7 separate regions of the Mus musculus genome follow, and all the other regions are linked to region 1. The links are chromatin loops, found by intact Hi-C in ENCODE. Cell type or tissue: heart. All regions are shown on one strand.

The links. Hi-C counts contacts between places; a loop is a spot of excess contacts. Peaks named below come from ENCODE experiments on the same cell type or tissue, not always from the same donor. Only the 100,000 strongest peaks of a DNase experiment are listed, where the experiment ranks them.
Region 2: a loop joins it to region 1, with 3.0 times the contacts of the local background. A loop is called at or near these places in 10 of 42 quality-filtered maps.
Region 3: it touches region 1 in a loop (5-fold over the local background); 9 of 42 quality-filtered maps call a loop at or near these places.
Region 4: it touches region 1 in a loop (5-fold over the local background); 17 of 42 quality-filtered maps call a loop at or near these places.
Region 5: it touches region 1 in a loop (4-fold over the local background); 8 of 42 quality-filtered maps call a loop at or near these places.
Region 6: it touches region 1 in a loop (6-fold over the local background); 11 of 42 quality-filtered maps call a loop at or near these places.
Region 7: it touches region 1 in a loop (6-fold over the local background); 21 of 42 quality-filtered maps call a loop at or near these places.

What each region holds. Positions count from the first base shown.
Region 1 is chr19:12,010,193-12,014,192 of GRCm38, reverse strand. n-TLtaa4 (a tRNA gene) reads left to right here and starts at 3,025; the gene lies at 3,025-3,107. n-TRtct1 (a tRNA gene) reads left to right here and starts at 2,520; the gene lies at 2,520-2,605. n-TVtac1 (a tRNA gene) reads right to left here and starts at 2,262; the gene lies at 2,190-2,262. It overlaps n-TVtac2 (a tRNA gene), which reads right to left and starts at 1,927; the gene lies at 1,855-1,927. It also overlaps Gm31151. In heart, a CTCF peak has its summit at 1,687 (motif pointing right); DNase peaks (open chromatin) are centred at 752, 1,782, 2,332, 3,612 and 1 weaker place; H3K4me3 peaks cover 3,559 bases; H3K27ac peaks cover 3,292 bases.
Region 2 is chr19:12,590,287-12,594,286 of GRCm38, reverse strand. The region is part of intron 1 of A330040F15Rik (RIKEN cDNA A330040F15 gene); the gene reads left to right. Among named protein-coding and RNA genes, the nearest start is that of A330040F15Rik, 4.3 kb to the left of the region's middle. In heart, a CTCF peak has its summit at 2,155; a DNase peak (open chromatin) is centred at 2,136.
Region 3 is chr19:11,817,868-11,821,867 of GRCm38, reverse strand. It overlaps Stx3 (syntaxin 3), which reads left to right and starts at 2,465. Exons shown (of 11, transcript NM_152220.2): 1 at 2,465-3,176. The coding sequence starts at 3,147. Gm41810 (a long non-coding RNA gene) reads right to left here. Exons shown (of 2, transcript XR_003952942.1): 1 at 3,528-4,000; 2 at 1-3,215. In heart, a CTCF peak has its summit at 1,822 (motif pointing right); DNase peaks (open chromatin) are centred at 1,837, 3,047 and 3,477; H3K4me3 peaks cover 2,604 bases; H3K27ac peaks cover 1,295 bases.
Region 4 is chr19:12,792,911-12,796,910 of GRCm38, reverse strand. It overlaps Zfp91 (zinc finger protein 91), which reads left to right and starts at 788. Exons shown (of 11, transcript NM_053009.3): 1 at 788-1,927. The coding sequence starts at 1,578. It overlaps Gm44505 (predicted readthrough transcript (NMD candidate), 44505), which reads left to right and starts at 788. Exons shown (of 13, transcript NR_024093.1): 1 at 788-1,927. It also overlaps a transcript of Lpxn not described here. In heart, CTCF peaks have their summits at 1,039 and 2,053 (motif pointing left); DNase peaks (open chromatin) are centred at 170, 680, 1,270 and 2,100; H3K4me3 peaks cover 3,865 bases; H3K27ac peaks cover 2,599 bases.
Region 5 is chr19:12,571,233-12,575,232 of GRCm38, reverse strand. It overlaps Fam111a (family with sequence similarity 111, member A), which reads right to left and starts at 1,708. Exons shown (of 4, transcript NM_026640.2): 1 at 1,653-1,708. In heart, no CTCF peak of the experiment used is centred here; DNase peaks (open chromatin) are centred at 882 and 1,862; H3K4me3 peaks cover 1,860 bases; H3K27ac peaks cover 1,402 bases.
Region 6 is chr19:11,910,045-11,914,044 of GRCm38, reverse strand. It overlaps Patl1 (protein associated with topoisomerase II homolog 1 (yeast)), which reads right to left and starts at 1,646. Exons shown (of 19, transcript NM_172635.3): 1 at 1,468-1,646. The coding sequence starts at 1,482. It overlaps Gm31092 (a long non-coding RNA gene), which reads left to right and starts at 1,638. Exons shown (of 2, transcript XR_386559.3): 1 at 1,638-1,949. In heart, no CTCF peak of the experiment used is centred here; DNase peaks (open chromatin) are centred at 1,174 and 1,744; H3K4me3 peaks cover 2,903 bases; H3K27ac peaks cover 2,076 bases.
Region 7 is chr19:11,768,127-11,772,126 of GRCm38, reverse strand. Mrpl16 (mitochondrial ribosomal protein L16) reads right to left here and starts at 1,712. Exons shown (of 4, transcript NM_025606.3): 1 at 1,603-1,712; 2 at 1,260-1,325. The coding sequence starts at 1,657. In heart, a CTCF peak has its summit at 3,774 (motif pointing right); a DNase peak (open chromatin) is centred at 1,766; H3K4me3 peaks cover 1,508 bases; H3K27ac peaks cover 954 bases.

The sequences.
Region 1 (4,000 bases):
ATTGGTTAGGAATTATGCTGGCCTAGTAAAATGGTATCGTTAGATTCCCCTCTAAAATCTAAGATCTTACTAGTCTCAGGTAGGAAAAATCTGATGGGGTTCTAGCCCTAGACAGAAAAACTACAGGCTGCTTATGACTACTGAGAAAAAGAGAAAGAGGCTCCCTGTATTTGCTTATCCAGTGACAAAGCAGTCACTCCCAAAATGGTATACAAACAACAGCAAACATACTCAGTGTTGTATTTATATATATATATATATGCGTAAATCTGTGTGTGTGTGTGTGTGTGTGTGTGAGAGAGAGAGAGAGAGAGAGAGAGAGAGAGAGAGAGAGAGAGAGAGAGAGATTTCATGAAAAGGAAAGAAAAAGTGTAAGTATAAAGAAGAAAGAGAATCCAAAGAAATGAGCCCACCGCACCTATATCTGACATATTTGGCAGTTAGCAGTTTCCAAAAAAATGTCTACAAGGGAAAACAGACCAAAATAGTCCTCAAACTGTGTCAAGTGTGCCTGCCAGAGTATTAGCAAAGATGTTAAGTCTGCTGACTCGGTGGAGAGTCAGTTCACCAAACCCTCCTGAGAATCATACAAGAGGTTATCCCCCACGTTTGCAGAGAGGAAAACAGGGACAGGACACATAGGTAACTCCCTCAAGGGTCACACCCAGACTCTAGCTAGGAACTCTGCCCCGGCCATACACTCAGAGAAGCTGACCAGCCAAGTGCTGAGATACGTGGCTGGTTGTGATTCATCTGTCCACCCACCCCAAGGGTTCAGGGACCTTCTCTGAAGAGGAAGCAGGAAGAACACATGATGTAGGCTTCTGCACGTGACAGTCACTGCGCACTCACTCACGAACGCTGCAGTTTTACCAAAGTAGGCGATTGCCTGCGTGAACTGCACTAAGACCCTCCCCACCCCAATCCCAGCACGGAGACCCTCCCCACCCCAGCCCCGCCACGGAGACCCTCCCCACCCCAGCCCCGCCACGGAGACCCTCCCCACCCCAGCCCCGCCACGGAGACCCTCCCCACCCCAGCCCCGCCACGGAGACCCTCCCCACCCCAATCCCACCACGGAGACCCTCCCCACCCCAGGGAGAACAGGCTTTGCAAACACGTTTCCCAACTTTGTTATTTGTCTTCTGATATTCAGTGCCAATACAGAAATTGAAAGTTTTTACGCCGTTAAATTCGCCATCCTTTTAGTTATCATTTACCGGCTTTTAAATTTTCTGCTTGGAAAAATCTGTTCTTATTTTGAAATTACGCTCTAAAAATTGTGCTGTTTGTTCCTGATGACCACGTAACAAAACACTTCTAATGTTTAAATCTTCGGTCCATGTGAAATTTCTGCTACTAAGTGCACCGTAAGGGGACGCACTTGTGAAGAACAATAATGAGATACTTCTAGGAGTCACAAAAGAAACTTCTGACTATTAAAAATGAAAGGGAGGATTTTTAATCTCTTCCCTTGCGCCTGACAATAATTTCTCAATATGTACTTGTATATCAATAAGATCAATATGAGGCTTGTAATTAATCAGCACTGATAGTAGCAACTTTTTAATTATTTTAAAGCAGAGATTGTAGGCGTGCTTCATCAGGCAATGGAAGCAACTTTTAAAAGTGGCCCAAGGCGAATCAGACACCCAAGACCTACTATTTGAAAGCCACGCAGGCACCAGGAGACACAATCCCCTCACCGGCACATCCCAGAAGAGGCCACAAGGGGGCAGTCACACCGGCAGCGGACCGGCAATAGCTCGCGCACAAAATCCAAATTCTCCGGGGAGGGGAGGGGGGGGGGGGAATTACACTGAAATAGCTTTAATAACGAAAGAAAAGTTACACTGGTTCCACTGGGGCTCGAACCCAGGACCTTCTGCGTGTAAAGCAGACGTGATAACCGCTACACTATGGAACCACGTGCCACAATGGTCTTCTCAGATTGGATAATGAAAATAGAAAACTTTGATTAAAAACTAGTCTGGTAACAACGAAAAGTTTGTAATCTGCCCTTAAAGAAGTATTTCAAAATAAACACAGATTTTTCTAAACGCCGAAAACAAACGGGTGCTTTCAAAAGGAGACTTCAAAGTACCGTTTAGATGCGTCAGAAACAAAATTAGATAACCTAGACAGGCTACAGCAATAACTACCTGAAAAAAATTAACTAGCACACCACGTGGTTCCACTGGGGCTCGAACCCAGGACCTTCTGCGTGTAAAGCAGACGTGATAACCGCTACACTATGGAACCGGGCGGAGGAGTCGCATGCCATATCAACTAACTACATGTAGAACTGTGGTGACGCTGGGACTTGGAATCAAGATGTTTTTGTACCTTGCGCAGAGAACTTCCAACAGGACCTGGGGTTTCTAGTGGCGCCGCTCCGCTCGCTCCCGGCTGCTCGCTTCCGGCTGCACACTCCACGGTTAATGGAGGAAGAGAGAGCTCGTCCCCCCGAGTCGACGCTCCTGCTCTGATGTAGACAGTACGGAGACAGAAACACACCTGGCTCTGTGGCGCAATGGATAGCGCATTGGACTTCTAGACAAATGGAGGCATTCAAAGGTTGTGGGTTCGAGTCCCACCAGAGTCGCTTTTATTTTAATAAGAGAGTTATAACGCAAGAACAAAAGACCGGAGTTAGGAAGAAGGAAAAGTGTACCGAAGTCCATGAGTATTAAAACATCCTGCCTGACATGCCCATTAAAATAAAAAAGGAAAGTTATCGCCGTCGTTTCAAGTGTCCGTCACCATAGAAGAATCAGTAATCTTGGTACTACCACCAGCGAGCTTTCTCAGTCACTTTCCAGCGTCAATCACATTGCTATTGTATGCGGAAATGAAGTAATGAGCGAGGTATAATCAGGGTTACGAACCTCCCTCCCCTGTGACTTTGTTTTTCATTGTTTTGTTTTATATGAGTAAAAAATATTATTTTACGGTTCTTTGAAAACTTTTAAATCTTGCAGTATTGCTCCAGTTGCTGGTAAATAAAATCTAGCTCTTTCAGGTACCAGAATGGCCGAGTGGTTAAGGCGTTGGACTTAAGATCCAATGGATTTATATCCGCGTGGGTTCGAACCCCACTTCTGGTAAATGTGTTTTTCCTTTTATATTCTCCTAGCACCTATGACGTTAGGACCCAAACAAAGAGCCGAGGACACGAGGTAGAGAAAAACACGACACAACAGCTTTACGTTCCAGACCCAGCCACATGCCGAGTGTCTTTCTGAAAGCTAGAAAACTGGCGTGCGGCGAGTTTAAAAATTAAAATGTATAAGGAAAATATTTTAAAAGGAAAAAATAAAAAACAGGGTCTTTAACTGTAAGGTGTGACAGAAGAGAGAAACTGCAGAAAAATAAACAGGACGCTCAATCATCTGAAGGTGTTTTAGATAGGCTGCGGTGAGCACAAAGACAGGGCAGACTGAATATCCCCCCCAACCCTTCAGCGGCTAACCAAACATCTCTGCGGGCCATCTGTTAGGATCAATCCAGACTTGGGCAAACCACGGGGCATTCGAAAGTAGGATGGGGAGCGGCTAAACGGAATGCAGCTCGGGTTGCGTCTCTACAGGTAGCAAGAGTGGCCTCGTTGCCCTGGAGCCTGACACTCTGGTCTGCGCTGGGGACAGCCGGCACGGATCTGCCCGCTCTGCTTCACCCTGCGCGGACTCCACATCCTTTGTGAATCACACTCTCTCCCACTGGGCGTGGCGGTCAGTCCAGAGGTTCGAAGGGCAACACGCATGAGGCTCCTGATTCCTCTGAAACTGACCGCCTGGCCAGGCAGCCCCTCTCCAGGAGTCACGGTGTTAGCATTCTCAATTGAACTCGACAGCAGATGTTTAGGGTCCCATAAGTTCTTTGTAAGAAGTGCCTAACTCGTTTGCGGTTATCTAATACCTGCGATCGTCCCTCAGAGCGCGACTGGGGGCTAGGGAAGGCGGTCGGTTCGACCCTACACAGGACCAAGCCTCACAAGCTT
Region 2 (4,000 bases), 580 kb before region 1:
TACAATTTAAATTAATTATTATGTGGAAAATGATCCCTCCCTCCCTCCCTCCCTCCCTCCCTCCCTCCCTCCCTCCCTCCCTCCCTCCCTCCTTGCCTTTTCTTTCTGTTGGGACTTTGGGGACTTCTTGCTCCAGTGTGATTTATGAAAAAGTTTCATCTGAATTTCTTTGGTACCTTTGTCAAATACACCTGCAAATATTCCGTGAACCTATCCATTTTCAAAATCTCTCTATTCAATTCTATTTATATATGTGTTCGTCCCCTATCAGTAGTATATACTGTTGATTCACAAACTGTAATAATAAGCTAAGTTGGAATATTATAAGTAGGACACACTCAGAGTAAAAAACATTGTTTTAAATGTCAGATTCCAATTGCTAATTGCTGGTAAATAAGAATTTTTTGTTATTATCTGTTCACTCTACAGTTGCTTCAATTTTCACTCTGGTCTCAATATACATAGATCCCTCCACAACGTGCATGTTGGTAAGATGTTACCTAAGGCTCAGTGGAGTAAGATTACCAGGCTGAGCTGTCATGATTGACATTAGTACTTCATTAAAGATCAAGCCTCTTTGTCCTTCCACCTTCTGTCATCAAAAGATGCAACAAATGGCACTATCTTGGAAGCAGTGAGGTTTACCAGAGACATAAGTCCTTAGATCTTGGATTTCCCAGTCTCCACAGATACAGTAACAAATTTCTACTATTCAAAAATAACCCAGACCAGGGCTAGAGAGATGACAGCTCACAATTGTTTGTAACTCCAGTCCCAATGCATCTGACAACTTCCTCCTGGCTCCATGGCATCAGACACACATGTACTGCACAGACATACATGCAGGCAAAACATCCATACACATAAAAACAAAGAAAGAAAGAAAGAAAGAAAGAAAGAAAGAAAGAAAGAAAGAAAGAAAGAAACAAAGAAACAAAGAAACAAAGAAACAAAGAAACAAAGAAGGAAGGAAAGAAAAGTACCTCAGCCTCATGTACATTGTTAGAACATCAACAGTGAACTAAATCATTTATCCATCCGGCCCAGCAACTTTTTGTGGCTATTGTTCATTATTTAGGAATTTTTTAAGATACATAGACAAACGTATTCTGTAAAGAGCCTTTCTCTTCCCTTTTAATACATGTGTTATGTATTTCTTGTATTACATCAGCTAGGACTTCTAGTATTGAATTGGAGTGGTGACAGTAAACATCATAGCCTCATGTTTGATCTTGGCAGGAAAGCATTTAGGTCTCCTATCATTACATATCATAATAGATGTAGGGTTTTTAAAGTTCTTTATCATACTGAGAAATTAAGCTCTATTCCTAGTTTGCTGAGAGTGCTTGTGAATTATTGTTTAATTTTGCTGAATGCTTTTCTGTATCCAGTGATATGATATGATATTTTTGTTTTTTTTATCTCAGTTGCATCTCTCTGGCGCTGTCCATTCTCCTCATCCTTCTCTAGCATGTCTCGCAGTGTTGGCATCTTCTATGCTGCCATGACCAAAACCTCCCTTCCTTGGCTGTCTTAGACCATCTGCCATGCTTTCCTCAAGTGGATAAAACTTTCAATGAGCCATCAAATATGGCCAAAAGAGTAACAGGAAAGGCTTAGATACATCATTTAAATGTTAACCACATTCCTGTCCTCCTTCACTGACCCAAAAATCTATCAGGTGGCATACATCCTTCTTCCTGATAAGGTATGGAAGATTTGAGAATGTGCCTTTACCATCTCTGGATAAAGATCCTCAAATAAGTCTGGTGTTCATATATCCTGATTATCCTTGGTTTTGATCTATTTCCATAAGGTGTGTGTGTGTGTGTGTGTGTGTGTGTGTGTGTGTGTGTGTGTGCCAGGACCCCTGTTGTGAATTCAGAGTGAAAAACTTGTAAATTGCCTTCAGCAAGGCTCTTATGTTTTGTTGGTTGGTTGGTTGGTTTTTGGTTAAATCAATAACACTAAGACTATGCAGGCTAAAATCTTGGTTAAACTATATATTTAAATGGCATACTTTCATTGTTATGAAATATCAGTTGAGTCATTGCCCAAAAAGGATGCCAATAGAAGAAAGCCTCCTTGTGACCTGTCTGTTTTGACACAGGATCCTGGCTGCCATTGGGAGGGAATGTACCTCACAGCTCCATCCAATAGGTGGCAATGTTGTGTTAGGAAATGGTCTCTAAGCAGGCCTGCAGACTTGAGTCTCTCACCACAGCTGGGCTTTTCCACCTCCTTAGCACACTTTTATTTTGCTAGCCTACATGCAGGCCCAGAGGGCAATCGACATGTCCAAGTGGAGCAGATGTCAAACAAGAGGTCCTCTTCTGCATCAAGTATTGAGTCCATCCAAATGATCCTATTCTTTGGGTTCCCTTTATCTTCCTTCCCCATCAAAAGTATCACCTAACCTACATCAGTTTGATTCTATTGTTTCCTTCCCACTAACAGAATCAAAATGAAAATCAGGGGCTTTTACCCCATACACCTGCTTAGAAGCCCAGGAAATCAAAGACTCTGGTACAGGCCAGCTAGAGTAGAGAAGTGCAGCTGTGGGGAGATAGAGAAGGGAAACTTGATTGTCAGCACCTTTTCACGCCAGCATCCATTTCTCTCCACGTAACTCTCAATGCTACAGAATACCCAGGTCCAGGTGTTGGCCTCATGCACCGTGCTTCCTCCCATTGGTTCTGTCAGACTGACCAGGCTTTGATGTTCGTATTTTTTCCTCCTTGTTGGAAAGTGAGGGATACTGTGACTTCGTTGAATGAGTCAAAATAATACTGTTGAGCCCCTTTCTGAATTCCTCCCAACATGGGTATACAATTTTGCATGGCCCCCAGAGCCCCCCTGGAATAGAAACCTCTCAGAGGTATGTTTTATCTCCCTCCCCCAAAAGCAGCTGAGGAGGAGGTAGACAAAGAGTGGGTTCAGAGTTAGAAAAAAGAAATCACCTACATGATTCTATCTTTGGTGTTGGATAACTGGTTTGTATTAAACTGAATGGATTTCTAATGATTTGGTTAACGCAAAGCTATGTACCACAGAAGTCCTTTATTGCTGACATGATTAATATCCACACTAGTAAGTCATGTATCTGGTAGCTATAGCTACATCCCTTTTCTGCAGGGCCATGGGACTTGCTTACCCAATGTAACAGCCCATCCTTTTTTCTCCTTTGCTGAGAATAACTTGAGTAATACTGAAGAGCCATTGGGATCGCTAGCTCATAGTCAGACGTATTAACATGTGTGTCAGTGGGGACTTTTAATCCTCTTCCTTTGCCCACTGCATGTGTTTCTTGGTTGACAGAATTTGATTCCACAAATCAGGGAATCCTCTCAGGTTCTGGAATGTACAGAGCAGAATATGTAATAGAAAAGATAGTTATTGATTACATGTTGACAAGCTAGAGAGTTGGTTCCAGGGTTATGAGCATTTCTTCCAGAGGATCTGGAGTTCAATTCCCAGACCAGCCATGGCAGCTCACAACCCTCCAATTATAGCTCCAAATTCCAGAGGAGCTCATGCCTTCTTCTGGATTCCTAGGCATTAGGCATATACCTAGTGTATAGGCATACACAGAGACAAAAACACCTATACATATAAAATAAATAAATAAATCTAAGAAAAGTCATAGATTGAGAGCTGAGAAGGTAGAGCATGCCTCTCAGTAGAGAAGAGTATAGCAGACAAGTCAGTCCTATGGGCAAACGACAGGACACATTGTAAGAATTTGACTTGGGATGTTTACAGATTAATTTTAAGGAGCGAATATGGAATTTGGTAGGAAGCACAGCTTAGATTAAGCATTGCCGCAACCAGGATTGTCAATTAGGCAGGCCTATTTTCTTTAAGGAAATGAATGCCTAGTCACTTGGAATGCTGGAGTGAAACTGGTCAAACAACTTGGTGCCCTAGGCTATTCTTTTAGGAGCAGCAGCCACCTGAATTTCCCCCAAGTCTTGAGAACCAATTAGGCCCCAGTCATGGG
Region 3 (4,000 bases), 190 kb after region 1:
AATTTGGTGGAGTGCATTTCCTCAGTGTCTGTTGTTATGTCCCCCTTTTCATGTCAAATTTTGTTTATTTGAATACTCTCTGCCTTTTTTTTTAAATTTGGATAAGAGTTTATCAATCTTATTGATTTTTTTTCAAAGAACCAACTTTTGTTTCATTGATTCTCTGTATTGTATTGTATTTGTTTCAGCCCCGAGTTCGATTATTTATTAACATGTACCCCCTTTGGGTGTAATTTCTTTTCTTTTCTTTTTTCTTTCTTTCTCTTTCTTTCTCTCTTTTTTTGTTCTAGAGTTTTTAGATGTGCTGCTACGTAATTAGTTTGAGATGTCTCCAATTTCTTTTAAGTATATGTACTTAGTGCTATGTGTTGGGTAGATTCCCTCAATTCTAAGAATAGAATGAATATTCTAAGGGTGGTGGAATTCAAGACATCCAATTTTAGAAACACCTTAGGTTTGTCCCTCCTCCCCGCCCCCTGCCATTCATTGTTTTTTGAGACAATGTCTTTCACTGGCCTGGCGCTCACAGCTAGGTAGATCTGGCTGGTAAATCTCAGGGATCCACTGTTTCTACTTTCCCAGTTCTGGAATTACCAGTATGTGCCACTGTGTTTGATTATTATTATTATTATCATTATTATTATTATTATTATTATTATAAGTTCTGGGAATTGAACTCCGGTCCTCATATTTGTGGAGGAAGCACTTTACTGACTGAGCTATCTCTTAAGCTCTGACTTATGTTTTTTTTTTTTTTTTTAAGTGTCTGGATTAAGGCAAGAAGTAATAGGGAAGAAAACTTGTTCTGTATAATAACTTTTTAACAGAGCTGGTACCATTCAGTCATGGAAGGTACTACCTTGGGAGTATACAGAAAAACTGAGCAAATTAAAATGACCAGTGACCACTAACAAAAAGCTGTTCCATGCTATGTATCCTATGGTGGCCTTATCTAATGCACCTTTCTGATTCTATAATAGTCTGTGACTTTCATTGTATCACAGCTATTGTCCAGCTATGTAAATTAGATATCGGTAGTAAGCAGAGTGCTTCTATTCATGGAGATTATAAGGACTTAGTGTACAGGAGAAGCACGGTTTCTTCTCCCATCCCCAGAGCTAGTTTTGCATCAAGTAACCTATTCATGCCAGCCTTCCTGCTGTTTGTCTGTGGATCTGAATGAGTTTAACCTCTTACTGGTTGCTTCACTAATAAGCTAAAACATTAAAATATATTCATTTTATATTTGCATGAGAGTCACAATTTTTTCCCTGTTGAAATCAATTATATCCTTTAAAATAATTTGCTGGGACTTAAAAAAATTTTTTTTTTACTTGTATGAATGTTTTTGCCTGCATTATGTCTGTATACCACATGTGTGTAACCTCTGCAGAGCCCAGAAGAGGGCGTTGCATCCCCTGGAACTGTGTGTCACCATGTGGATGCTGGGAATTGAACCCAGGTCCTCCAGTCAGTGTTCTTTACTGCAGGGCCGTTTTTTGCAGCCTAAAATCAATCGCGTCTTAACTGGAATCCTTTGTTCTTGCTTCAAAATGAATCCATCCTCCTTCCTCACTTCTGTCCAGATTTCAGACGTCCACACTTCGAGAGTTTTTCACTGTAACCCCTCTTACTGGAGAGGTTGAAACAGGAGAATGGCAAGTTCAAAGCTTGCCTGGGCAATTCAGGGAGATTCTGTCTGAAAGGAGAAAACCTAAGGGCTGATGCTAGAGAATGAGCTCGGTGGCGGAAGGTTTTCCAAGTGTTTGCTGGGCTGGGGTGGGGGTGTTCAAGCCCTAGCTGTAGGGTTACGACCACCAGGGGGCGTGGAAACTTTCGCAGTCCTCGCTGGGCCAGCGTCAGGACAGGAGCCGGAGGTCAGATAGAGGATTAGAGTTGATTACCGCATAGTTGGCTCTAACAGCTCAAGCCCTGCCTTACTTGACTACCTTTATGGCAGCGGAGGAAGTCAGTAGGAGCGTGCACATCGCAGAGGGTAAAGTCCGGTTATAATTAGAAAGTATCTATGGCCTTTAAGATTGAACACAAAGTCGAGGATACTTCTCGAACTTGAGACCAAGTCTTCACTAGCGCCAATTGTTGACCACTACTCTGGTCGATACGCCATTTGTTATCCCCAAATCAAATACGGAGGGGAAGGGAATAGGGGCACCGTTGAAGAGGAAGGGCAGTGAGAAGAACCACACTTTTCTAAAAATTCTTCAAATCCCAGGGCTCTTGACAGCAAGGAGGAGAGAGGTGGGCTTAAGTTTTCCAAATCAAACAAACGTCTTTATCCTACAACTCTGCCCGGTAGTTAAAAGTCAGTTGCTTCTTTTCTCGTACAGGCTAAGCAGAAAATTGCTAAGCAGCCTCTGATTTATATAGCTATGGAAACGGACTCTCCTAGATTCCCTCAAGTTATTCAAATTGTTAGTAAAAGGTGACTGGACCGCCTACACGACTTCGAGAGGCCCCACAACCACTAGCATCATAATCCCCAAATTCCTCGCCGCAGCCCGATCCAGGGCATCTCATCTGCAGTTACGCCCTACGGGAACAAGTCTCTGAGCCCGAACCGCACAGATTTTATACCCAACAGGTCCCTTCTTTAAGGCGGAATATCTCTTGAGCATCATCGGAACGTTTTCCCTCATCAAAGGGAGCAGGAACCAGCTTGTCTTCAACCTGAGGAGTCCGCAGAGGGCCGAACAATAAGAACAGTGCGGAAAATACGGAATCGAAGCCAGACAGACCACCCCCGCCTTTTTTTTTTTTTTTTTTTGTTTCTGCCTTTCGAGGGGCATGGGAAGGTGTGCCCGGAATGCTTCCGGCGCTGGAGCGCGCTGGCCCTTTAAGCAGGAGCTCGGGGAGCGGCCCAGGTATGGGGCGGGCCCAGGGGCGGGCGAGCCCTGAGCCGGCGCGGTCTCGTAGCCGGATTTGGAGCGCGGCGCCGGCGGGGGCCGGAGGGGGCGGCGCGGCGGACCTCGGTGGCCTCGGACGCTCCTCCTCGAGAGCGGCCGCCGCCCGCCTCCGCCCGCTCTAGCAGCTCTCTCGCCCCGGCCGGCAGCCGCCGCCGCTCCAGGCCGCTCACTTGGGACGCGCTCACCTGAGACAAGGCGCCCGCCGCCCTCACCTGGGCCAGGATGAAGGACCGGCTGGAGCAGCTGAAGGCCGTGAGTCCGCGGCGCTTGGGGGATCAGGCGGGCCCCGGGCTGCGGGGATCGGTCATCAGGATAAGTGGCGTGGGAGAGGGGCTTCTCCTAGTTCCCCTAACCCAGGCCGCAGGGGTGCTCTGCGCGCTAGGCCTCCCTCCGCCCAAGCCCCCGCCTCATCCCGCGGAGCTTTGCACCCTCCCCTCCCCTGCAGGGTCATGTGCTCGGTGATTCATCACCTAGCTGCGATTTCCCTGGACGCCCGTAACCCTCTTACCCCTTCTCCCCCAAAGCTGGACAGGGTTCCTCCAGAGCTGGACCCACTCGGGGACTTGAAATCAGCGGGGCTAATGGAGAAGTCAGGGGGCTCACCTCACCAGCTGTCTTCTGCCGCCTGGCACTGTGCCCCAAACCGGCCTCCTCTCCTTTCTATTTCCCTCCCGGAGCACCGGGCAGGGCTACTCCATCCCCGGAGTAGTTGAGAGTTCCGGGTGACTTCCGGAGCGGTGAGCCTGTTAGGTGCTGAGATGGCACCCCTCTTCCCATTCAGTGGTCTGTAATTATTTTGTCTTGTACCCCCGGAGACAGCTGTGGTCGTCTGCCGCACAAAAGCTGAAAAGCTTAGGTCACTTACTCTTTTGAGCCTATTTCCTTGTCGGTCAAGGGAGAATCTTCCTTCCTTATAGGTCTGTTATGAAGGTTGAATGACATAATGGGATTGATATAGGGAAGTGCTGAAGCATCAATTTTTGGAGGTATAGATTCATTTAGTAAGTTACTGAGCACATTCTATGGAGCAGGGCGAGTGTGAAACTTTAGGAACCCACCCGGTGATACAGGCTGCC
Region 4 (4,000 bases), 780 kb before region 1:
TACCACCAGTTGCGGTTTGAACGATTGGAAAGCCCCCTTTCCCCATCAGGAAGGTACTTAGCTGTAAACGCTAGTCAGAGCTGCTATTATGACTGTGTTTCCTGTGCCGCAGAAACATCTACAGACCGCAAAGGCATTCAGCCTCGGGGTGGAGAACGTGAGCGACAGCTAACTTATCCACAAAAAAATCAGTGAGTCACGCTAACCGGCTCTCCAGCTCCAGCACCACAGCCAACGGCAATTCCGTGGCGCCCCATCCCTACCAGGAAACAACTTTACACTTCGTCCTACACGTTTTATTAAAATTAAGTTGACAGACGCAGAACGAGTCCCTAACCTCCTGGGCTTCACAAGTGAGAGGCTCAACACAAGATGGAGGAATAAAAAGGAGCGTAGCTAACAGGTCGCAGAGGAGGCGTCAAATGACCAGACCGAAGTAAGTAAAGACTATGACGAGGGCACTTCGGAGCACTTACACAAAAAAAGATTAAAAGAAGTAGGATTCTCTCCCAGGGACCCCTAGCCTGTAATTGGCTCAATATTTTTGCCAGTTGTACGCAGGCGTCGCGACCTAACCCGGAAGCAATGCCTCGCTAAAACGTAATCTCAGACCTCAGATAGACGCTCCCAGCCTTCCCTCTGCCTCTAGTTTCCCATGATTTCTCTGGAAGCGCAGAGTAAATAGGACTACGTCTCCCAGAGTGCCCTCGGCGAAGTTGGCCCTGCGCGTGCGCCTCACGACTATCCCGCGCTGTCCCCTCGGCCCCGCCTCTATCCTATCGCCGCCATTTTTTCAGAGACTTTCATCCGGCAACGGACAGGGCCTTTTTTTTCTTAAAGGAGAAGCTGCAACTCAAATAATTTACCACTTCTCCCCTCGAGAGCTGGCGGCGCTGGGGACAGAAAGGCCAGAGCAGGAAGGTGGGGGTCTGGGTGGAGGCGGGATAACGTCCAGGCTACTTCTTAGGCTAGTAAGAACCCTTGAGGGGACAGCGGCGCCTCCGGGAGGCAGGTGCGCGCGCAGCCGGCAGGGGGGTGCGCGCGCGGCTGAGAACGGTGCGTTTTGTCCTCGCCTCCGCCCTCGCCAGCCCTGCCCCTCCCACCGCCCCTAGCTTGAGCCGAACTCCAAAGTGGGGGGGGAGAAAGGTCACTTTGGGATTGTCGCGAGACGCAGCCGTTTAACGGTGAGAACGGGCGCGCGGGCAAGGAAACCTCGCGCTCTCCCTCGGAGCCGTTTCCTGATTGGTTGGAGGAAGGGGTGGGGGAGGGCACCGAGTGCGCTGCTGCGTGTGAGACCGCGAGGGGCCGGGCCAGGGGGGCCGATCCTCCCCTCCGATTGGCCCGCTGCGTGTCCGTCCGGGTGCGCGCGTGCGCGCCGCCGGCGGTCGCTGGCTTGAGTGGCAGGGGGCGGGTGGGGGGGGGCGCCCTCGGAACGGGCGGAGGGGCGGGGGGGAGAGAGGCGCTCCGGAGTGAGGGAGCCGGACGCTCCGGGAGCCGAGGGGGGCGGGGGGAGCTGCGCCGCGGGCGCCGCCGCCTCCACCGCCTGGGACGCAGGGGTGGGGGACGGACGAGCCCCGATGCCGGGGGAGACGGAGGAGCCGCGATCCCCGGAGCAGCAGGACCAGGAAGGGGGCCCAGCAGCGGCGGCCGACGCGGCTTCGGAGGAGCTCCGGCCCGGCGCGGCGGCGGCGCCGGCGGCGCCTGCAGAGACCGCGAGCAGCCGCGTGCTGAGGGGAGGTCGGGACCGCGGCCGGACCGCTGCGGCCGCCGCCGCCGCCGCTGCCGCTGTGTCCCGCCGGAGAAAGGCCGAGTATCCCCGCCGGCGGAGGAGCAGCCCCAGCAACAGGCCTCCCGACGGCCCAGGGCATCAGCCCGCGGCCGCGAAGCCCCCGTCTCCTGCTCAGGGCAAGAAGAGTCCGCGACTCCAGTGAGTAACAGTCTTTGAAGCGTTGGGGAAGACCCCCCTCTAGTTCTCTCTCCCCTCCCGGCTCCCGTAGCGCCCGCTCCACGTGACACCCTGCTTGCTCTGCCCCCTGCCGGCTCGGCACGCCAGATGTCACGCCGCTGGCGGCCGGGCTCCGGCTGCTTCACTGCCTGTGGCCGCCAGCCCACGCCCGAAGTCGCCCAGTGCAGGCTGCACGCCCTCTGCCTCCCGCCTGCTCGGTCCTCACTCTGGCTTCTGCACCCCCTTTGTCAGCCTATCGCTTCCAGTGTTACATCACATCCCCGTTAGGAAATCAGCCGCACCATACTAGCCCTGAAGAGTGTTTTTACCTGTTCTTAACTTAGCATTCGAGCCACTTAGAAAGTAGCCTTCCTCGCCCTTCTAAATAGTCTGGTCGTCAGAGGAAAACACCGTTGTGCAAATTACAAGTATTTTCTACAACTAAACTAGATGTGTAGTTCTTTTTACTAGTATATAAACTTTTTCTTTATGCGGATATTTTAACGTAGGTACTTATTCTTAAAATTACATTGATCTGAATTACTACTTTGAACTAATTAGAGGCCCTTAACAGATGGCCAGGAGCAAAAATATTTTAAATTGCTCATTAGAGTAATGCTTAAGAATAATTAAGTACATGAGTTTATAAGTTACACGTTTTAATCAGATTAGTTATTCACTGTTTAAGAGTATTATGTCACTTGATTTACAAGTAAGAAAAAGACAGAAAATCAAAGAACAGGAATTTCGGTTTCAGATAACCTTCAACCTTCCAGTAGAGACAGTGCAAGGGCTTGGCTTACCTTAGACCTAGAAAATTTTTAAAGCTTAAAAACAAGCTTGCTCCAGAATTAAATCTATGACTTAGAACAGTTGCATGAGACACTTCAGGAATAAAATCCAAGTGTATCATATTTTGCTACAAGTGTTTTCCCGGGTTTTGAATGTGACTTAAGGAAGTTAACTTCTTTAAGAAAACTTGGGAACTATAGTTCTGTGGAGAGTAAAACTGTCCTTACAAATTTTTAAGCTGAATTGAAAGTTGTAACTGCTGTATGTACATTTTTACAAAAATCTTAATGTATTTAATCTCACAAACTTGAAAATATGTAAACCATTAATCTTAATTGGGCATAAATTCCTTAGGCAAAATCTTTTAACCTATGTGTCCTCTGTACACAGTTATATGGGGAATTACCTCTATGGCCTGAGTTTGTGTGTGTTAAATAAACCACACAATGTCTTACACACTAAAATAATAAATTCAACTTGTTATTTTGAGGAGTGATAGCCTAACAGAGGCAGGAGTACTTTATAGTGGTGTTTTTGTATATATTTTGTAGTGTTGTGGTTTTATATTACCTTACATAAACCTGCCACTTGAGAGTTAAGTACATCTGAATCAAGTGAAATTATACCTAGAATAGTGTTTAACTTTTCCCTACATCGTAGGAAGTGCTAATGGACCTTGAGTCTTATAATGCAATGGTAGAAACAGTTGATTTTGGATGAATATGATTACTTGGATTAGTCTTTTGATCACTGTTTTTCTTGTGAAGAGGAAGAAGCAGTCTTAATGTTCCTTTTCGTCTAGTACTATAGTTATGGTGATCTCTACCTCCGTTTGCTTTCAGACTTATCCCTTGCTCATGTATTTACAATTATACCATTTTATCAGATTCTTAAAAATTAACTTTCATTGTTTTTCTTGCACATTTCACTTATTCAGTGGCCCACAAATCAGAGAGATGTCAACACATACATTCCAGCTTTGCAGTCGTTGTTTGAAAAGTAACTAGGGCTAGTACTGTTACTCCTCTAGGGTGTAGAAGGCTGAATTAGATCTGGCCTTGTCTTCAAGGACCTTGAAGGAAACATTGATTAGTACTCATTTGGTTTGCAGATGTTCTTTGACAACACATTTTTTAAATTCATATTCTATTTATCCTTTGAGACATGCAGTTTTGAGTGTCAGTTTACTGAACTCTGACCTTGATTAATCTCTTCCAAATAAAATGACATTTAAAAGGGAGATGAGAAATTTAATGCATTATT
Region 5 (4,000 bases), 560 kb before region 1:
AGTACTTGAGGAACTGGTCTGGACTAGCTGATCTTGGTGGGCAGAAATTTCTGTTCAACCAGAAAAACAATGTGAGGTTCCCTGTCTGTTGATGGTTCATATTGTAAAATATAAAAGCTAACAGAAAGAAATATGAATTTGGCAGTTCACAGGCACATGCTTAAACAATTCTGAATCATTCCATATCTACCCCCACACAAACGATTTTCGGTATTCATGCTGGGTCATATTTTATTAGAATGTGGAGGAGGATCAGGTTAAAATGTCCACAGCCAGCCTGAGTTAAATGAGACTTTGTCTCAAAAAAAAATGGTGGAAATATCCTCTAATACAGAATTATTTGCTATATGATAGGTATTTGGAAGTTCATTGTATGATCCCCTCCTTCGTTTGTTTGTTTGTTTGTTTGTTTGTTTGTTTGTTTTTCGAGACAGGGTTTCTCTGTATAGCTCTGGGGATCCTGAAACTCACTTTGTAGACCAGGCTGGCCTCAAACTCAAAAATCTGCCTGCCTCTGCCTCCCCAGTGCTGGGATGAAAGGTGTGCGCCACCATGCCCGGCATATGATCCCCTCCTGCCTCCACTCCTCCTTGCTTTTTCAGTTAGAATGATGTGAATACAAATTCCTCCGAGTATACCACATTATAATTTGAGAAGACAAAGTACTTACATGTACTATCTTTCTTTAGTAGAGCAATAAACCAATATGGCCTGTACCAAGTCCCATCCTCGGTCTCCCTAACAGTTTCCTGGAATTGCTTTCTCCATCTTCTTCCCCTTTCTCTTGCCCCCTTTTTCTTTCCCCTGGCCTTTCTCACTCTCCCTATTTCTGAATAACGCCCTGCCCCACCAAGCCCCTTTAAGCCTCTTTCTGGCTTCTGAGCCACATCCGTCCCTCCCTATTGCCTAATAACTTCCTCTCCAGCCCCTTGTCTCCCTCCCCCACCTTCACTTCCCCCTCTCTTAAAGGCGCTTATTTTCTGGCTAGCCATGTGCACATTCTTGCCTACTTACTTTTCTCTCAGAAAGGCTTTCCAGAGGCAAAGACCAGAGCTGATCTAAGCCTGCCTCTTCCTACACTACCACATCATCAATACCAGCACGCTGAGGCTAGAATGCTGAAAACAACCCTGGGCTCCCTGGGTCCTTCAGATGGGTTAGCCCTTCTGCCTCTGTCCCAAGGGCTTTCCAGCGCTAGAAGTTCCCCCATGCCACCAGTGTGCCTGAGATTTCACCCACTCTTCATTTCAGAGTAGCACAGTTTGTTTATGGACCTGCCACCTTCCCTGGCTCACAGCTAGGACCAGCTACACTTGAACCCAACATCTAGCATTAAGTCTGCTTTTGGGAGGAAACCGTCACAGTGCCCTTAAAGAACACTAAAGATGACTGGTATTTTCTAGTCCTCAGCAGAACATACTGGGTTATGTTGATGGAAACAGCAGACAAATCAGGTTAATGTAGTAACCACCTATTCGAATATGGATAGCTTCCACTCCACCTGCTAGGCAAGCCTGAGAAAGAAATCAGTATTTGTCACTTGTGTATTTTTATTCCAAGATGAAATAGACTTGCTAAATATATTGGTGAATATTTGCTGCACACCACATTCTGACATGAAGAAATTAATCTTAAAGTGGCTTTTTACTTACTGGATCTTTCCACTCTATGGCAGCTTCGCTCCAGCCGCTGGAATCCCGGGTCTTTTAGAAAAAACAGAACCAGACTGTCATTTGACGTCTTTGTTCAGAGGGTGGAGAGACTGCGGATTGGTCCTTTCTCTGAACAGCAACCAGCTGTGCTTCAGTCCATTGGCTGCATTCAGAGCGCGGGACTGGACCAGAGCAAGCGCAGTGTGCATCCGCCCTGGTCTCTAAGGGCCGCCTAGTCAAGGAAGCCCGCCAATCGAGTGGGTGTGGTCCTCTACTCTCCAGGGATCTCCTTTTAGAGCCTAGTCAAATGAGGTATGCTAACTGGACTCAGTGGGAAGCTGAGGAGCCAGGACTAGATCTGGGTTCCCTCCTGGTTTCAGGCAGGTCCAGGGATTTTCTTCCAAATAGCAAGAGAGACCAGGGCAGCAGGTTAGTGACATGCTTTCTGGCTGCAGGCAGGAAGAGAATGAGCTAGGAGGAGGAAGGCTGGAGGACTCAGGGCCTTTCTAGGGGGTAACATCCCCACAGCAGACCAGCTTCAGTACTTGAACAAATCAGAAAGAAGCTGCAAATCCTTGTCAAAGACTCATTTTTCAAAAATGTATTAAATTTATTATTTGTGTGTAATATGTGTATGTGTGTGTATGCCACATGTCACAACTTTCAGGAATTCAGGCTCTTTCCTACCATGTGAGTCTAGTGGATCAAACTCAGTCAGACTTGGCAGCAGATGCTGAGTCATCTCGATGACCTAATAAATTGATTTTTTTCCAGATGTGCATCATTGGGAGTAAATATTTTCTACTCATAAAGAGAGTGTCCACTCCAGAAATATGAGCTGTGATTAAAAAGGAGGAAGAGGAGGGAGGGAGCCAGGCAGGGAGTGGGAAGAGATTACTGGGAGACACAACTGTTATGGGGCAAGAAGGAGGATGCTTAGGGCATGGCTAAAGAACTAGGGCAGTGGAAAGTCCCAGGAATCTATAAGGGTGACCCCAGCAATGGGGGATACAGAGCCTGAACCAGTAATCTTCTATAACTGGACAAGATTTCCAATGAACAGTTTGGGACACTAACCCAGCCACAAAGCATTCTACCTACAAATTGTCCTGCCTACAAGATAGTCTGGGGAAAAGTGGTGCAGAAATTGTGGAGGTGGCCAGGGATGACTGGTCCATCTTGAGACCCATATCATGTGAGGAAGCCAACCCCTGACACTACTAAAGATATTCATTCATACTTGCAGACAGACGCCTAACATAATCATTAGCAGAAAGGCTTTACCCAGCAATGAATGGAAACACAGATGCAGAAACCCACAGCCAAACATTAGGAAGAGCTTGGGCAATCCTGCAGAAGAAAGGGAGGAAGATGGTAGGAGTCAGAGGGGTCAAGCATACCACAAGAAAACCCACAGAATCAACTAACCTGTTTCCATAGCAGCTCACAGAGACTGAGCAGATTACAACTATTGCTACCACCTTGGAGAACCCAAACATCTCTGAAAACCTAAAACATATATCTAGCTATATGCTCTTTTCCACATCTACCACACCCCAGAGTTTGTAGTTCACATAGATTCTAGAATGGTTTTTAACAATGTAAGTCAGTTTACATCATTACTCAGTCCCACAGTCTCCCTCTAGACTAGATTTTACACATTTGTGACAAAACTCAAGACTTCCTGTGGCCTACCAGATGATTTTCACATGCATGTGCTAGCACAGCTGTGGCGTGGTTCTTTCTAGGGTATATTTTATGTTCAGAAGAAGTGAGATGATTTTAAAAACATTGTCTGCTAAGAAGGGAATTTGTACAATATTCACTCCTGGATAGTTTCTTCATGATATTATGTAACTCATACAGAGAGTCAAATGGGAGCCATCTGAAGACTGTTTACGTTTTAAACACACCCACCTTCCTTATTTCAATAGCAATTAGACTGCCTATACCAGATTGCTTCTTGGGTCCATTTGCTTGGAAAATCTTTTTCTAGCCCTTTACTATGAAGTAATGTCTGTCTTTGATGTCAGAGTATATTTACTTATTATATGCAGCAGAATGATGGATCTTGTTTTCACGTCCATTTTGCTAGCTTGTGTCTTTTTATTGGGAAATTGAGTCCATTGATATTGAGAGATATTAATGACCAAATGATTTGTAATTCCTGTTATTTTTAAATTGATCGTGGTAGTGTGAGATATTCAGAGCCTAATACTCTTAGGCTCTGTCATGGCAAATGATTGTGTCCTCTGAAACTAAAATGTTTTTTATTATATCAAAACTGCAGATAAATGCCATGCATTTGAGGTGCAATGTCAAAACATTTTCTTTTTTTTTTCTTGTGT
Region 6 (4,000 bases), 100 kb after region 1:
GTTAAAAAACAATCACAACTTCTTTCTACACTTACAAAGTTGTCTATGTGATAATGCTAGGTCCCCTGGAACTGTAGTTACAAGCTGTGAGCTGCCATGTGGGTGCTGGGAACTGAACCAGGGGTTTGTGGAAGAGCAGCCATCTCTCCAGCTCCCAGACACCTCTATGTCTCAGACTCTGTACTAGGTATTATACCTCTGTGCCTTAAACTGTAATTCTGAGCCAAACACAACTTTGAAAGAAATCTGTGTGAGGATTAAACACAGCAAAGATTTTAGAAAGCTGAACAAAAACTAGAATCCCCATCACATCTTGGGTATGCTCTAATTTATTTTGTTTTAGTTACTATTTCTCTAGGTACAGTCTGGCTTAGAACTCCTGATTCTCTTGCCGCAGTCTCCAGGGAGTAAAAATCACTAGACAAGCTTGGTATATCCTAATTTCAATCACTTATCCCAATACAGATTTATTCAGTTTACTAAGTTTTCTTTGCTTCTGGCAACTTCTATTCACAGTATCTCATCATCTCTCCTCATGTTTACAAAAAGTGAGTTGAGTCACAAGTGTAAGCTCAAGCTTTCTACTGTTTCCAATGTTTAAAGATTCCAAATTGGAATTCCACACTCTAGGGGAACAGCTTGTGATATAACTTACCTGGGAACTTTTAGGGGCCGTTTCTACCCAATCTTCCTCCCCCTAAAGAGCCAGCCCTGCAACTGCCTCCACACCAGAAGCAACTTCTAGCAACTCTCTATGAAATGGCAATCATCTACTGGACCAAATCAGGATGACTCGGTAAGGATTTCCCTAGCTCAGTCCTTAAACTACAAATCCGGAGTCTGTTTGGCCCCAAGAGTAGGAGTTGCTCAAGGTCACACAGCAGTAAGAGACGGTCAGCAAACAGCTCCGTTCTCCAAACAACGTCGCCAAACCCACACTTTTTCTCCCTTCTCCTAGAAGGAACTTCTGCGGGACACGCCCCCCTCCCCACTCCCAGCCTTCTTTCCAAGCCGACTGAAGTCTCAGCCCGAGGACCAGTCCCTGCCCCTCCACCTGACGGCAGCCCGCGTGCACAGGGCTGTGTGTAATCCGGGTGAAGGGGTTCCGGGGGCAGGGCGGGAAACGCTTCCGTGGGCATTCCCCGGGGATTCTGCCTCAGGAAAAACCACCGGGTAGGAGCCATGCAGGTCTCCAAGGCAGCTCCGCGAGCAGAGGCGCAAGCCAAGGGTCAGGTTACCGCACTTAACGGGCTCTCCCCGCCGCAAACCAGCGGCCGGCTCTCGCCAGTCCCGCCCCTCCGCGGTGCGCTGCGGGCCGCACCCGAGCCTCGCGGCCGAAGCGGGGTTCCCAGCCGCCCGCGCCCTGCCCCCTCCTCAGCCGCACAAGACCCGCGCGACGGGCGAGCAGAGGAAAAAAAAAGGGGCGCGCGGGCGAGGGAGGGGTCACTTCCGGTCGCAGCCACTCACCTCGTAGCGGAACATTCTTGGGGAGGGGGGAAGGGAGCGGGGAGGGGAGTGGGGGGAGGGAGGGAAAAGAAGCGCCGACTCCCCGGGCTGCTCCGCGCGCGCGGGTCTCCCACCGGCTCGCGACCCCTGGCCGCCGCCGTACGCCGGAGCGTGCGTGGGGACGTGCGCAGGCGCGCCTCGGGCTGGGCGGGCGCCCCGGCGGCGGCAGCTGCGCGGGGACAGATTTGGCGTTTGGCTTCCTAGTGTGAGCGGCGGGAAAGAGATCCCTAGGCGAGACACTGCGCACGCGCGGGCCGTCGGAGAGGGATGACCCAGAGAGCCCCGGCTTGCGGCTCCTCCTCCGTTTTCCTAACTGCACAGTTGCGCAGTGCTTTTGAGTCACGAGGTTCCCGTCACTGATTGGGCGGAGAAAAGCCTTGTGAATGTCACAGGATGCGACCCCCGAAGCGTCTCAGCAGAGAACATCGGGGATTTATTCTTGGGTGATTTCATTTAACGTCCAGTGTCCTCCTCGGGGTGCCTTGACTTGGTCTGTGAGGGGGGACTAGTATGGCAAGTCAGTATTCTTGGAAAGGGACAGGTCGCTGGCTGAATCAGTCGGGAGGCCAAGGCTGTGATTGATAGAGGCCAAAGTGTTGACAGCGTTTGGTTTTAGGAAAAAGACGAAGGCACATTTAACAAGGATTATCTAAGGTGATATTTTTAGATGCCAGGCCCTTCACCCCGTTGGAAAGCGGGAGAGCCCTAACGGGCCGCGCAGCCTTGGGGCTGGGGTCACCGCAGCAAGGTCGGTGAGCTTGGGCGCTGTGGACAGCCATTTCCGCTGAGGATGAAGCCCAGCGGAGTTTGTTCAGCTTCCGCCTCAGCACCCTGGTTCTAGAAGTCTGCTGCTTTGGTGCTTTATTGCCTGTAGCGAGACCGTTTGAGAGGGTGTCTTATTTTTTATTTTATTTTTGAGCCAGGGTTTCTCTGTGTAGCCTTGGCTGTCTTGTTATTCACTCTGTAGACTAGGCTGTCCTCGCAGAGATCCGCCTGCCTCTGCCTCACGAGTGTCACTCAGGCGGTTGTCTCACCTGGGAATGAATGGTGAACTTTAATTCCTTAACACGTTACTGTTAGCGTGACTGGATTAATCAACTAGTTTACTATAAGCATTGGATTTGAAAATAGAAGTTCTGGATTGGGAAACGTGTTTTTTCACTGCTGCGTGAAACTGGGCATGTCTTTCTAAACATCTGACCCTTCAGGTTTTCTTTCGTAAAATGGGTAAAATTATATCTACCTCACTAAGTAGTAATCGAATAGTTACATTCTCTGCTCTCTAGATAAGGAACCTGGAGGTTAGAGAGAAGTAGATAGCCTTAAGCTGCCCACCGGAAACTGTTGCAAAGTTGGCAGCTAAGATATCTGAATCCCCAAATCTGATCACTTAAGAGCAAATAGAATTGACTCTTGAAGAGAAGGCAAGGTAAGCTAATAAGTAATTTTCAAGAGTTATGAAACAAACTTTCATTTGTGAGGTAACAGGTTTTCACAATTACCCAAGTACTGAGAGGCTATGTAGACCAAGAGCTAGCAAACTCTGGACATAACTTCTTTTTTTAAGCCTGCCACCCCTCATTTACAAAACGTCTTTTGTTGGCTTGCTACTATTAGTTTTGTGCTGTGACCAAAATATCTGAGTAGACAGTTTAAATGGGGAAATGTTAATTTGGATTCAGGTTTCTGAGGGTGCAATTTGTGCTTGGTGCTAGCAAGTTTTGGAGTGGGAGTGTGTGGCAAGGGCCATTTGTTTCTTGTAGAAGAAGAAAAAACCTGAGCTATAGAAGAGGTTTAAGATTCAGTTTCCCACAGGGTCCCCAGTGAAGGTGCTAGAGAAAGAGCCTAAGGAGATGAAAGGGTTTGCAGCTCCATAGGAGGAACAACAATATGAACAACAGTATGAACTAACCAGTATCCCCAGAGCTCCCAGGGACTAAATCACCAACCACAGAGCACACATGGTGGGATTCGTGGCTCTAGCTGCATATGTAGCAGAGGATGGCCTAGCCGCTCATCAATGAGAGGAGAGGCCCTTGGTCCTGTGAAGGCTCTAAGCCCCAGTATAGGGGAATTCCAGGGCCAGGAAGCAGGGTGGGTTGGTGACCAGGGGGAGGTGGGGAGGGACTAGGGAGTTTTCCGAGGGAAATCAGGAAAGGGGACACCATTTGAAATGTAAATAAAGTAAATATCTAATTAAAAAAAAAAAGATTAAGCTTCCAAGGGGCACACACCAGCTGCCACTTCCTCTGACCTTCCAGGACTTCCCAGGAATGGCATCACAATTCCAAACCCTCATAGTTTGAATCACTCATTATAATCACGACACTCTCTTCATTAGATTACAGTGCTCATGATCTAATTTTCTCTGACAAAATCTTCAGACACACCCTCAAGTATGTGGACTACTCATCTTAGTAGTTGCTTTATCCACTCAGGATGACACGAGTCGCCATCACGTGCTATAAAAGGTCTGCGAGGTTATAAAGGAGAC
Region 7 (4,000 bases), 240 kb after region 1:
TCTGGGTTGGAGCCTTAGGGCCCACGTGGTAGAAGGAGAGAACTGACTCCCAAAAGTAGTCACAGACCTCCAGATATATGCCTTGACACATACGCACCCACACAAGTGCATGCATACAAAATAAATAAAAGGCAATTAAAAATAAAAAGAATTGAAAACAGGAGCATACATAATTTTCAGCTAGGCCAAGAAACATAATTGGGCAAGTGGTATTCTAATCTCTACTTTAAAGAAGAGGAACTTCAGTTAAAACATCAAAGCCAGAAGCATGCTCTTAAAAACCAAAACCAAAAACAAAACAAAACTCACTGCTCCTCTAGATTGCAAAAATACCATTAAAACAAAACAAACAAACGAAAAAAAAAAAAACCTTCTGTTGTATTTTTCTTGGTAAACTTACAAAGTAGGATTTTTCTTGTCACTATCCTCTATATGACATCCTGGGGAAAACAACTGTGACTCAAAAAAAAAATTAAATATGAGAAAGAATGGCTCCATGATAGAATAAACAAAACAGGAAGCCTCAAAGGGCCATCAGATCATTAATGGAATAATAAAGTTGCTGTTCCAAGTTACAAAAACTACTCTCCCTTCACTGACTTCTATGGGCAGCTACTGTGAGACCTGGTAATACGTTCTTACATCTGCAAGTTAGTATGCACTTCTAAGCACACACAGCACCTTATTTATCAAAAATGTTAGGAGTGTTTTGTCTGCATGTATTAATGTGCAGAAGAGGATGTAGGAACCCCTGAAGCTGGAGTCCCAGATGGTTATGAACAATCTTGTGGGTTCTGAGAATTGAACCTGGGTTCTCTGCAAGAGCAACAAGTGTTATTAACTGCTGAGCCATTGCTCCAGCCCACACAGTAGTTTAACAGTTATGTGCCGAAGACCCTCAGATGTCTAGGCCATTTGCAGTTTTGGAGATTTTAGTACATTAAAAAGTTAGATGTACAGGACTGCAGAGCACCTGGCTACTATTGCTAAGTGTCTGCATATCTGTACTATTATTTAGAAGATAAAAAAATCTGATATATGCCCAGTTAGTGCTGACTGGGTAGATCATGGGCCACACATCAGTGGTAGGATGCCTGGGAACTAGCCCAATAGTTATCTGCTTTGCAACATCGAGGGACTTCGCTGCAGTTTGCCTTCCTTACATATATCTGTTGAATCACTCAACGGAGGGAGGAAGCACAAACACACCTTCGATGCCTTTTCTCAGAGAAAAATAAGTGGAAATGACAGGTACTCACTTTCAAAAGTTGGAACTGGGAGGAGCGTCTTCAGACCAGCACTGGTGGGAAGGGCTGCCCAAGAATCTACAATGACAAATCAAACCATTACTGTTACACTCTGATCACTCCTGACAGAGGTGTCTAGAAGCACGGGGGTACGAGTTCCACTAAATGGGCTTCCAAGGAAGCAACTAGGCTCACGGAGCACCGTCTCCCGCACATGACCAGGACCCAGGCCTCCGCATAGTGGAGGTGGAAGAAGTAAGGAAAGCGCAGGACCTATCGCAGTAAGCATAGACTTTGGAATGTGGGGAGGAAGATCGGGGAAATGCCTTTTTAAAAGATGAAACAGGTTTCTGACCTGAAAAGTGCATCCGCAGGAGCGGCGCGGGGACGCGCGTCAACAGCCTCCACATGGCCACGCGTGTGCTGCCGGGTCAGGTTTCTCTCAACTACAACAGTGGCTTTTCCCAGTTCAGAGCTTTGCCGGCCCGCGGACACAAGACAGGAAGTGACGTCATCCTGTCCCACCTTTTATAGAGTCCTGACGGAAGTAGAGGAAACTTCCAGCACCTGGTTCTGGAGCAGGTTATCTGCGGGTTAAAGGTCCCACAGGCCAAGCCACGCCCGAGGTGTTTCAAGTTTCCGCGAGGGTCTTCTCAGTTTTTTTCTGTTTAGTGACAGCTCTGGGTTTTCTCCTTGGTGTAGAAAGCTGCGAAAGCCCGAGGTTTTGTAAGAAGTTGTTCCCTTAACTTTCCGTACATTTATGTCTCTTCTCTAGGGACATAGAAAGATGCTATTGATTTGTCATTGGCTTATTTACTGTGCGCTTGCTGAGTTTGGTCTTGACAAATCTATCAAAAGAGCTGTAGCTGGAGTTTTCAAGGTAAAAGCACTGGCTTGGGCATTCCCAACCGGCTGGGTTCGATCACCTGTCCTTTTACTTTTATAATTAAAAAAAAAAAAGATTTATTTATTTATTATATATAAGTACACTGTAGCTGTCCTCAGACACACCAGAAGAGGGCATCAGATCTCATTACAGATGGTTGTGAGCTACCATGTGGTTTCTGGGATTTGAACTCAAAACCTCTGGAAGAGCAGTCAGTGCTCTTAACCGCTGAGCCATCTCTGCAGTCCCACCTGTCCTTAATATGCTAATTAAAAGAAAGTAACCTCGAAAAGCCATTAATTTAAGGTAGCTTCATTTGAAATAATAAATGATGGACTCCAATGACCATTCAAGATCATTTTCATGGCCCTGATATGAGCTTTAAGCTATTTATTTATTTATTTATTTATTTGAGACAAAATCTCTATGTAGTTCTGGCTGTTCTAGAACTCACTATGTAGATAGGCTGGCCTCGAACTCACAGAGATCTGTCTGCCTCAGCCTACACAGTGTGGGATTAAAGGCATGTACCACCACACCTGGCACCTTTAAGTTTAACTAGTGGACAAACTGGGGCATCGAGTGGGGAGTCCGCTAAAAAGTATGCATAATTAAGCAGTCCTGGTCTAGGCTGATCATTGCTTCAGTTTTGGTTTGGTATGGTGGTCATCTCAAGCTGGCATAGATTAACAGGATTAATTTGTTTCTATAAATGATCAGTTTGGTTTCAAGATTTAGCCTTGTCTTCACAGAAGAGGGGTAATGTTCTGTCTTCAAAGTTTTTCCTTTAAGAAATCCAAGAGAAGGAGCTGGAGGGATGGCTGGGTCGTTAAGGGGATTGGCTGCTCTAGTGAATGGACCACACCATAATTTAATAAGGAAGGGAAATGAAATAATGTATAATTATCCTTTTGGAAATGTTGGACATATAATTTTTCCTGAGGCTGGAGCTTTGTAGTGATTAGAACAAGAGGATTTGTATCTAAGCTTTTAGGAGACAGATGAAATTAGCAAATGAGACTGATGTCTGTTGTGTTTAAATCATGTTAAATCTGTGTGCTCTTAAGAATTAATTTCACAAGCAGTAAGTACAGCCTTCAATGCTTGTGGATAAGATATACTGGGGAAATTGCTTACAAATCTATTCACCTGTGCAATACATCTGCTTCCCAAGTATTAAGAGACTCTACAAATCCACCCCAGGACACAATTTAACTTGTTTATTGATATTCCTCCTTCTGCGCTGGCAAAAGGCCACATTTTGAAAGACCTGAGAGTGGTCAGAACTCCAAGTCCCCTCTTTTTAAAAGAGATGTAATCCATTCCACGACAGGTGCCACCCATGCCAGGAAGGTCAACAAAGGTGTGATAAGAGGCAAGCATCTTGGTTGGGAGGAGTGTAAAAATGAAGAAATGAAGAACCTCCTCCTTCCTGTCTTATCTTCACTATTATCTCTCTACTTAAAATAGCACTGAGCCGAGGGACAGTTTCCACTAAGGTTAATTCAGTGTTGTATTATGTAGTATTGGGCATTTAGATTTTGAAATTATGTTCTTTGTAACTATAAGGGACAATTTAAAAAGATATTTGCATATAAACAAGACATTTACATCTATGTGCAGGTGCCCACACTGGCCAGAAGAGGGAGCTGTAGTTGCTGCGCAGATGCTTGTAAACTGCCCGTACAGGTCCTCTGAAAGAACAGCTCTTAACAGTTGATTCATCTCTCTAGTCACTAGCAGTTGCCATTCTTAAGTGGGAGAGTAATGAAGAAACACAATAGCAGCAAGAAATAGCAAAATATCAGCCCAACCCTTTCTAGATAAAGGTAGTGAACAAAAGCTGGGTGAAATAGTTGATTAAAGT